Linked DNA regions of Homo sapiens: region 1 is linked to region 2. Evidence: chromatin loops called from intact Hi-C (ENCODE). Cell type or tissue: K562. All regions are shown on one strand. Each heading gives the region's core, and the rest is flanking DNA. Links, peaks and the distances in the headings are about the cores only. Region 1 overlaps CCDC81 (coiled-coil domain containing 81). Region 2 has its middle 86 kb from the start of CCDC83.

Region 1 (5,387 bases), core at 197-5,196, 480 kb before region 2:
AGGCCGAGGCGGGCGGATTGCGAGGTCAGGAGATCAAGACCATCCTGGCTAACACGGTGAAACCCTGTCTCTACTAAAAAACACAAAAAATTAGCCAGGCCTGGTGGCAGGCGCCTGTAGCCCCAGCTAGTCGGGATGCTGAGGCAGGAGAATGGCATGAACCCAGGAGACGGAGCTTGCAGTGAGCCGAGATCGCGCCACTGCACTCCAGCCTGTGCGACAGAGTGAGACACCATCTCAAAAAAAAAAGGATTATCAAGGGCAGTCTTAAAAGAAAAAAGAATAAACTACCTTGGAAGTGAGCAGGGGAAGACCTACCTGGCTTGGTAATGGAACAGAGTATCATGTGCTAACTGCATACATATGGACTTTGGTTTTACTTTTGCTTTATTTTCTTTTTGTGCCAACCAATTCCTTCTTGCTACTGCTGCGTGCTCAAGTCTCTGTCCACACTTGGCCTAGGTCCTCAGAGAAGTCTGCTCCACGATATACCAGGAGTAGATTTGTTAGCCTGCCACTCAACATTATTTCCTGTGTCTCCTCAGTCCTTTATCACCATGTTGGCCAAGCACTCTTCCTAGACACAACTAAAATCTCCCTGGCATTAATCTCACTGACTTTTACCTGCCTTCCCAAATCACTGAGAAAATTGAAATCCCCAACTGCCCTTTCCTCTCCTTTTCTCTAAGCCAAATGAGTCCACTTCTCCTTTGGAACCTATTTTCCACGTCATCACTCATACTTTCATTGTCACAAAATATGGGTTCTACTCATTAGAAAGACAGGTGAGAAATGCTTTACAAGAAAACCTAAAAGGAAAAGGAGAGTTACAGATCAAGATCCATTCTACAAATTTTATCCATGATTAAAAACTGATAATTGGCAATTTAAACTATTATTTTGGTATATTTGGGTTTTAATAACTTGATTGTATAGACTTGATCTGTTTCATCACATTTTTAACATGCTATAAAATCATACCTTACATTCGTATTTTAATTTTTTTTCAAGATGTAATACAACAGTAGTGATGTGAATATTTAAGCTGAGGATTGGGCAGGCATATAATAATTTCAGAAAGATGCTCTTGGTTGGCTCCATAATAGGCATCTTACTTTTCCAATTGCCAATCTTACAACCCCTGACCCTGCTCTTAAATAACGATTCTCTAAGCCTTGAAAACGTTCAGATTGGAAACTCACTCCCCCTACTTCCAAATAGTTATTTCCAAAGAGAATCTTCACTCTCCACAAAAAGCAAATAAAGCCACCCTAAGCAGAGGCAAATATTAGAGCACGGTTAGTAAATACCTAGCATACAACTCAGCATTCTCCAATCCCATGTCTGTAACAGACATTTCTAATCAATCACGGCAGTATTTCCCATGGAATACAGACTTGCTTTCTCCACAAGGTTCTCTAGGCAGCCACTGCTAATCAAGTGGAGTTCCACTTGAAACCTGTTGCTGTCCCACAAGGAGCAGGAGAATTTTGGGGTTCCAATCAGGCATTACCGTTCAAAAGCCTTGTCCTCCAGGTCTCGCTGCTTCTTCATCGCAGCACTCCTTTCCCAGTCCTCCTGTAAGCATTGGTTGACTCTATTTACTCGCTCCAGCTCAGCGGTTCTGTCTGCCAAGTGCCTGGAGAGAAAAGAACAGCCTGGCTCCATAATACTTGGAAGAGCATGCACCAAATTTGGGAGCCCCATTCCTTTTATGTTAAACAAAAAAAACCTTCTGGTTTTGTTCACTACTCTGAAATATACTAAAAAGCATGAACACTGTAAAAGCATACTGAAATTCCTAGCTCTCAAATAATTTATGGATCAAAGGTCTTTTATCTTCAATCCTGGTTTGATTTAATAGGATTGAAACCTTTTTCCAGTTAACAACTTCAACCTGTAAAACCATTAATTTCCTTTGAGGCTAATTTAACTTATCTGAAGAATCATCCCAAATGGATTTCCTATACTCTGTTTCTTTCCTTTTAGTCCAGCCTCTCAGCTGCCAGTACTCAGCCTACCAGTCACTGCAGACATATTACAAGGCAAAATAGATAGGTATACAAATGAAAGTCTACAAAAAGAGAAAATAAACACAAGTGACTAAGCAAGGGAAAAGAAAATAGAGAAAACATTAACATTGTGAAGAAGGCAAGAAAATAAAACAGGAATGTTTGGTGAAGGCCATGTCATCGAAGAAGTGACTGCAGTATAATCTCTGTCTTCAAAGGGAGATATTCCCAGTGTTGTGTTTCTATCACTGGTCTCCAAACACTCCATCACTACTGTTGTGAATCACCTTAAGCCTGGTTCTGATTATGTGTCTATTTCTTGCTAAACTGAAACCTTTGCTGTCAGTTCTCACTGAAATCTAGAAGGAGCTTCACAAAATGTAACTGTTGATGTAGCCTGCTCTGAAGGGCTTTGTGTTACAGGTACCAACGACCACTGGGTGTCAGGATCCTCCAATAAAAATCAGTTAATGTCCTCTATACTGTCTCACTTTTTCCTTAAACGGCACACCTTTTCATCTAACAAGCATTGATTGAACAGCTATTGTATGGTTATTATAAAGACTAAATGATACACAGGAAGTGCCAGTGCCTATCATGTAACTGGAGCTCAATGACTGAAGAGTACCTATTACTTTTTTCATAAGTTATTTTTCTTTTCGTAGATTTTTTTTTTGTGGTTTAAAAAAACACATAACAAAATTTACTATCTTAACCATTTCCAAGTGTACAGTTACTTAGTGTTAAATACATTCATGTTATGCACCCAATCTCCAGAACGCCTTCACGTTACAAAACTAAAACTACACCCATTAAACAACTCCCCATTTCTGCCTCCTCTAGCCCTTGGCAACCAACATTCTACTTTCTGTTTCTATGAATTTTACTTCTCTGGATAACTCATATAAGTGGAGTCATACAGTATTTTGTCTTTTTGTGACTTGTTTATTTCACTTAACATAATGACCTTGAGGGTCATCCACAGTGTAGCATGTGTTAGAACTTTCTTCCTTTTTAAAAGTGAATAACAATTCCATTGTACAGTGTATATATATACCCACACTACATTTTGTTTATCCATTCATCTGTCGGTGGACACCTGGGATGCTTCTACTTCTTGGCTGTTACAAAAAGTGCTGCTATGAACATGGCTGTACAGATATCTTTTGAGATCAGCTTTCAATTTTTTTGAATACATATCCAGAAGGGGAATTACTGGATGATACAGTAGTTCTATTTTTAATTTTTTGAGGAACCACCATACTGTTTTCCATAGCAACTGTACCATTTTATGTTTGCACCAACAGTACACAAAGGTTTCTACTTCTCACTAACGCGTGTTATTTTTTTTCATAGTAGCTATCCTGATGGATGTGACATGGTATCTCACTGTGATTGTGGTTTGCACTTTCATAATAATTTGTGGTGTTAATCATTTTTTCATTTGCTTGTTGGCCATTATTATGTTATTTTTTTAAGGATAGGTTAAAATAATTTTAAATGCCCAGAAAGTAAGAAAATGAGGCAGAGATTGTGCAGGGGACAACTAGCATTCTCACAACATTGCTGAGAAGCGAGTTGCTATGCCTTCTTAGAAATGTAACTGTCAGTTTCTGGTAATATTTCAAATGTATCATACATTAGCCAGGAGTGGTGGCATGCACCTGTAGTCCCAGCTACTCATGAGGCTGAGGCATGAGAATCACTTGAACCCAGGAGGCAGAGGTTTCAGTGAGCCAAGATCGCACCACTGCACTCCAGCCTGGGCGACAGAGTGAGACTCTGTCTCAAAAAAACAAAAAAAAAAAGGAAAATTAGATGTACCGTACATTGGACACAGCAGCCCCACTTTTGGGAATTTATCTGATAGAAACAAAAGAACCAGTATAAAAATATATATTAAAAATGTTTAATACAAAATATCTGGAAACAAAGTGAATGTTCATCAATAATGCAAAAGTTAAATTATTATACATCTATATTATAGATAATATGCTGCTATTAAAGAAGAATGAATCTCATATATATGTACTGAGTTGTATATGACATTGCTAGGTTAAAGAAAGATTAGTTTGCAGAGTAATATATAAGATCTCATAGACTATTTCATTTACAAAAGTAGAAGGAAAAATATATGTGCATATTGCTTAAAAAGGAAAAATTGTTTAAATTTTTTTATAAATAATTAAGGTTAATATGTAACCTACTTTTAAATTATTTTTTACAAAAAAAATTTAAAAAATTTTCCTATTTAAGCAATATGCACATATGTATTGGCTACTTAGTAGGGGAGATTATTAACCTTTTTTTTTTTTTTTGAGGCAATCTCTGTCGCCCAGGCTGAAGTGCAGTGGCGCAATCTCAGCTCACTGCAACCTCTGCCTCCCAGGTTCAAGCATTCTTGTGCCTCAGCCACCCGAATAGCTGGGATTACAGGCGCACACCAACACGCCCAGCTAATTTTTGTATTTTTAGTAATGACGGGGTTTCACCATGTTGCCCAGGCTGGTCTCAAACTCCTGGGCTCAAGTGATCTGCCTGCCTCGGTCTCCCAAAGTGCTAGGATTACAGGCATGAGCCACCGTGCCCGGCTAACCTTCAATTGACTTCTTTTAATGAGCATGAATTGTTACTTTTGAAAATAAGAGCAAAAAGAAAAAAAACAAGTATAAATAGCTTAGCAGTCCTGTCTGGATCACCCTGACTAAATTATCCCCTCTGAAAGAAAGTGGCCTTCTATGAGTCACAAGACAATCTGAGATCACATGTTAAGATGAACCAGAGAAGGACCAGGGAGTTGGAAAAGATAAGGGAAGTGAGAGAATCTGCCATAACCAGTAAAGAATATGTAAATAGAAAACAAGGATCTGACCAATACAGAAACAGGGATGTGTTCAGAGCTTTACAGTTTCCGAAAATGCTCTCACATACATAATCTCATCTAATTCTCCCAGTAAGGTTAGGAGGGGCAGATGTGATTATCCTTCTTTCTCATATGAGGACAATAAGGCTCAGAGACCTTACATGTGATCTGGCCCAAGTCATACAACTTAAAAGTGACACTTTAACCCTCCAAGTTTAGGAAATAACTAGAGAAGCCAACAGATAGAAGCAGAAGAGGAAGTAGCAATAGTCTTAGCAACAAATACAGAGGGTCCCATATCTGGCTATGGAAAGCACACTTTGCTTCCCACTATGGGACAAGTGATGGTGGTTCTGCTGTTATAAAACAGAAGCTAAAGAGGAGCTGAATGCTTACCTAAGGGAATAAATTTTTTTAAAAAATCAGTGGGAAAGACATCTTCCTTTCAGGCATGTTTAGGCTTTACAAATATATCAGATAAAGGACTTATATACAGAATATATAAAGAACTT
Region 2 (5,387 bases), core at 325-5,324:
TCTTATAGCACTCCCTAGCCAAAGCTTGCTGTGTCATGTTACAAACATTGGCCATGGGACCCCAAGTCTCTAACCATGTCTGGTTTTCTGCAGAAGCTGGATGTATGTGCCAGGGCAAGTCATCTGCAGCTGCTACGGGAAGGGTGGTGCAGATCCAACAGCTGGACACATTGGTCATCTCAGCATAGCCCATTCCACAATGCTGTTAGAGCATGTCAACTTATGGTCAGAATGACAAAGCAGGCACACACAGGTAAATCACTCTTCTGAGGCAAAATACAAGCCAACCTTTTATCTCTGGATAACAATGCAGCCGCCAAGGGCTTCTGCCCTGGGCAATGGTACCACAGCTTCTCAGCTCCCCATGGTTTCTTTGTGTCCTGTATTTGTGCCAAAGTCACTGGGGAGCTCACAATAGGCCATACAGACAATACAAGGAGGGGGGTTCCTTCCCTGAGCATTCCCCTACGAACGGTCAATCATGGAAGCCATATATTGAATACCCAAGGAGTGACATGTAAATCATACTGTAGGCCCTCCCCCCAGAGGGCTACCATAGCCAACCATTGGCAATGGGGGACTTGAAGGGTCCATGTTCAAAGCCAGGTTTTTTGTTCCCCTGCCTTTAGGGGCATTAGGGCAGGCAACCACAGGTTACTGTTGGTCCCCATACCTGGTCAGAGGAGGTCATCCTTCTTTCCATAGGTCTTGCCACATGGCCTGGCCCCAAATGGGCCAGTGACCAACTAGCCAATCGTGTAACTTCCAGGTAGTTAACCACAAGGTCAGGCCTCAGTAAACTGCCCAGCTACTGGGGCAGATTACCATAGGTGTCTCCTTCTTGGTGATCACCATCCATACTGCCCCGAGTTCAGCTCACTGACTTTGTCCACCTCCAGTATCAAACCATATGGTATCAATACTAGGCTGGACCGCAACAGCAGTCCAGGCAGCAGTAACACCCTGGCTGGACCCATCTTTATACCATGCTCCACTGGGAATGGAAGAGGTGCCTGCCCCTCTTTAAATGGTAATGGCTCAGGGTTTAAGGGTGCCTCAGGTTGACCCATGGCCTTATCTTGCATCAGGACTACAGGTCCCAAGACTTCTTGTAATTCTGCTGATAAGGGGCTTTTACTCAGGGTACTCTGCTGTTTTGACTAGGCTCCCCACTTTGCTAAGGTAGATGTCTGTGCCATCCCAGTCCGGAGGGTCATTACCCGTGAAGGTACCCACCCCACTATTGGGTAAGTCATCTACAGGCATGACTACTGTTGTTTGTCCCATCACACTCTCACAAGCCTGAAGGGTGGCATATGCAGCTATTAACTCCTTCCCTATCAATGAATACCAGAGCTCAGCTTCCTTCCAAAGTTGGGACCAAAAGCCTGCCAGTATTCTAAAGCCCTCTGTGTGCTGCCATAGGCCTTGCCAAAAGCATCTGTGGTCACACGCACATCAAGTTCAAATGGGCGCCCCGATCAATTACTTGTAGGGCCTGTGCTTGCTGTATGGCCCACTTGGCTGCCAGAAAAGCCATCTCAGCCTCATTGTCCCAATCCCAAGTAGTTCCCATTTTTGTCAACTGACACAACGGTTTTACCATCTGAGCCAAATGGGGTACAAATGCCCACCAATATCCCAAGAGGCCTACAAAAGTCTGTAGTTGCCTCATTGTTGTGGGCCGGGTATATGCCTGAATTTTATCAGTGATGGCCTCTGGTATAGCCTTTGTTTTACCCAAGCAGATAACTACCAATAATTTGGCAGACAGTTCAGGCCCTTGGACCTAGGATTTGTTGACTGCCCAACCTCATGCTGCCAAATGTTGTTGTAAAAGGGGTGCCACCACTTCTGAACCTGCAAGAGAATCAGAGGTTAACATAATATCATCAATATAATGGAATAGGTGGATTCCCTTTGGACACTTCCAGGCGGCTAAATCCGTGGCAAGGAGACCATGATGTATGATGGGGCTACACATATAGCCCTGCGGCAGCACTGTGAAAGTCCACTGTTGCCCTTCCCATGTGAAGGCAAACTTCCTGGCTCTCTGGAGCAATGTCAACTGAGAAGAATGCATTGGCCAAGTCCACCACATAGTGGTACTCTCCCAACTTCATTGTCAAGGGGTCCATCAAATCCATGATAGAGGGTACAGCTGCATGTAAAAGGGGTATTACTTTATTTAGTTCTCAATAATCCACTGTCATCTGCCAAGTTCCATCAGGCTTCTTGACTGGCCATACTGGAAAATTGTAGGGTCTGTAGGTGTTACACATTATCTGCACCTTTTCTAACTTCTTAATAGTCTCAGTTATCTCTGTATGCTCACCTGGCAAGTGGTATTGACACGTGGAAGTAATCCATAAGGGTTGTGGCAGGACATGGAGCTAGTGATGTGTATGTCTGTGGAGTACCAGCTTAACCCCACATACTTGGAGTCTGAATTCCCCATCCGTGGTTTGTAAAGCCAAGCCATGTAAAGTATCCACCCCCAAAATGTATTCAGGTATGGGAGAAACATAGTTTATAAGTGGGGAGCCAAGCAGCCAATGCCAAGGTGCAAAGATGCAGGTTTCACTTTCACTGACTGACCTCTATAGCCATCTATATATGCAGCCTTGCCTGGAAATTTATCCAGGTTCCCACAGACGAGAGTACAATCTGTGCCAGTGTCTACCAGCACCAGCACCCGCTGTATGTTGGTGGGGGACCAGTGGATTGTCAATTCCACTTGTGGCCTCCAGTTGTCCAGTGTTCCCCCAAGCCGAGCACCTCGGCCAGTTCCCTTATCAAACACAAAAATTTCTATACCTCCATCCATCTGCAAGTAGTGCTTGAGATGGAGTGGCCGGGGGTACTGAGCTGAGCAGCATCATCCTGCCACCTCTTGGGCATTTTCTGGAATTGCTGCTCCAGGGACAGTTGCCTCTACAAAGTTAACGGCACTTCATTGGGTTGCCTATCAATTTTCTCTTGGTCAACCCTATCCAAAATCAAATCAATCTATATCTGGTGGCATGTGGGTCATCCACTGGGGCCCCTTTTTGTCCCATGAGGTGGCACCCTGCAGAAGGGGTACTGTTCCCCTTTTTATGGTGTAGATTCCTAGGTCCCACTAATGGCCCTTTGCTTCCCCAAGGGCCGCCATGGCAGTAGTCACTTCAAGTATGTGGCACCCCACATATGGAGTGAGGAGAGCGGCCAGGGAGCCGAAGGCACTTGGCGGGGCAGAGCCCAATACAAGGTCCCTCATGTGGGAGGTAAAGCGTTCATCATCTGGCCCTCAGGTATTCAGATCGAACATAGCCTGCCATATACCCATCTCCCAAATTACTTGCACCAAATCTGTATACAACTGCCATTTACTCACAGTTTCTGGTATTTCTCTGGTGTCATTCCATACCATTTGTATGGCCACCATCAGCCATTCAATTAGGGTGTGCCTATGTCCTGAATGGTATTGTCTAGGTTTCCTTCTAGGGTTTTTATGATTCTACATCTTACATTTAAATCTTTAATCCATCTTGAGTAAATTTTTGTATAAGGTGTAAGGAAGGGGTCCAGTTTCAGTTTCCCGAATATGGATAGCCAGTTTTTCCAACACCATTTATTAAATAGGGAATCCTTTCCCCATTTCCTGTTTTTGTCAGCTTTGTCAAAGAGCAAATGGTTGTAGATGTGTGATGTTATTTCTGAAGACTCTGTTCGTTCCATTGGTCTATATATCTGTTTTGGTACTAGTACCATGCTGTTTTGGTTACTGTGGCCTTGTAGTATAGTTTGAAGTCAGGTAGTATGATGCCTCCAGCTTTGTTCTTTTTGCTTAGGATTGTCTTGGCTATACGGGCTCTTTTTTGGTTCCATATGAAATTTAAAGTAGTTTTTTAAAATTCTGTGAAGAAAGTCAATGGTAGCTTCATGGGTATAGCACTGAATCTATAAATTACTTTGGGCAGTATGGCCATTTTCACAATATTGATTCTTCCTATCCATGAGCATGGAATGTTTTTCCATTTTTTTTGTGTGTCCTCTCTTAATTCCTTGAGCAGTGGTTTGTAGTTCTCCTTGAAAATGTCCTTCACATCCCTTGTAAGTTGTATTCCTAGGTATTTTATTCTTTGTAGCAATTGTGAATGGGAGTTCCGTAATGATTTGGCTCTCTGTCTATTATTGGTGTATAGGAAGGCTTGTGATTTTTGCACATTGATTTTGTATCCTGAGACTTTGCTGAAGTGGCTTAGCAGCTAAGGAGATTTTGGGCTGAGAGGATGGGGTTTTCTAAATATACAATCATGTCATCTGCAAACAGAGACAATTTGACTTCCTCTCTTCCTATTTGAATACCCTTTATTTCTTTCTCTTGCCTAATTGCCCTTGCAGAACTTCAATACTATGTTGAATAGGAGTGGTGAGAGAGGGTATCCTTGTCTTGGAAGCACAGCCATTTTCCTTATATAGTCACTTGATATTTTCTTCTGACTCAAATTCACACTGTGAAGGAAAAACTGCCACAACTAACAAATTAGGTGGGATTCTTAACATGTTATGACTGGCTTGCTTTAAAATCATGATCCGAACTCTCCAAGTGTGAGAGAAAAAATCAATTTCTGTTGACCTGCTGAAATCAGTGAGTTGCCACATAGGCTGTTTTTGTTGGTTACTAGAAGCTGTTTGATTTGTCCCAGTGGAAAGTAAGTTTTTTTTTTTTCCTGAGAAAAATAGAGATAAATCTTACCTATAACAAGTTTACCATTCTTTAAAAAATGGCAACTTCACTCCATTTTGAAGTGTAAGATACACCCGTCAAATACACAAACCTTAAGAGTCCTGCTTGATGAATGTTTACAAAGTGAGCACACCCAGGTTAATTACCACTCAGATCAAGATTACCAGAAAAGCCCTTCATGTCTCATCCTAGTCATTACCCACCACAAAGATAGCCACTGTTCTGACTTCTATCATCATAGATTGGTTGCTTGTCTTCTTTTTGAGCTTTATTAAATTGAATCATACTGTATGTCTGCCTTCTTTCAATATTACATCTGTAAGATTCACTTGTATATTATAGCTACACGTGTCAGTAGTTTATTCTTCTTTATGCTGTGTGATATTCCATAGTGTGACTAAGCACAATTTACTTTTTTTTTTTTTTATTGAGTGCTTAGTAGTGAGAATAGCACAATTGACTTACAGGTTCTATTACTGATAGTTATTGGGGTTGTTTCCAGTTTTTGGCTATTATCATTACAGCTGCTGGGAACAGTCTTGTACATGTCTTCTGGTGAACATAAGCATTCATCTCAGTTGGATATAAAGCCCAAAGTGGAATTGCCGTGTCATGCAGTATATGTATATACATGTTCAGGTTTAATAAATATTGG

The links. Hi-C counts contacts between places; a loop is a spot of excess contacts. Peaks named below come from ENCODE experiments on the same cell type or tissue, not always from the same donor. Only the 100,000 strongest peaks of a DNase experiment are listed, where the experiment ranks them.
Region 1: it touches region 2 in a loop (4-fold over the local background); 5 of 110 quality-filtered maps call a loop at or near these places.

Annotation. Positions count from the first base shown.
Region 1 is chr11:86,416,180-86,421,566 of GRCh38, reverse strand. CCDC81 (coiled-coil domain containing 81) reads right to left here. Exons shown (of 15, transcript NM_001156474.2): 14 at 1,514-1,639. Among named protein-coding and RNA genes, the nearest start is that of CCDC81, 44 kb to the right of the region's middle. In K562, for the core only: a CTCF peak has its summit at 2,449 (motif pointing right); a DNase peak (open chromatin) is centred at 4,826; H3K27me3 peaks cover 316 bases.
Region 2 is chr11:85,939,052-85,944,438 of GRCh38, reverse strand. No RefSeq gene overlaps it. Among named protein-coding and RNA genes, the nearest start is that of CCDC83, 86 kb to the right of the region's middle. In K562, for the core only: a CTCF peak has its summit at 2,889 (motif pointing left); a DNase peak (open chromatin) is centred at 2,858.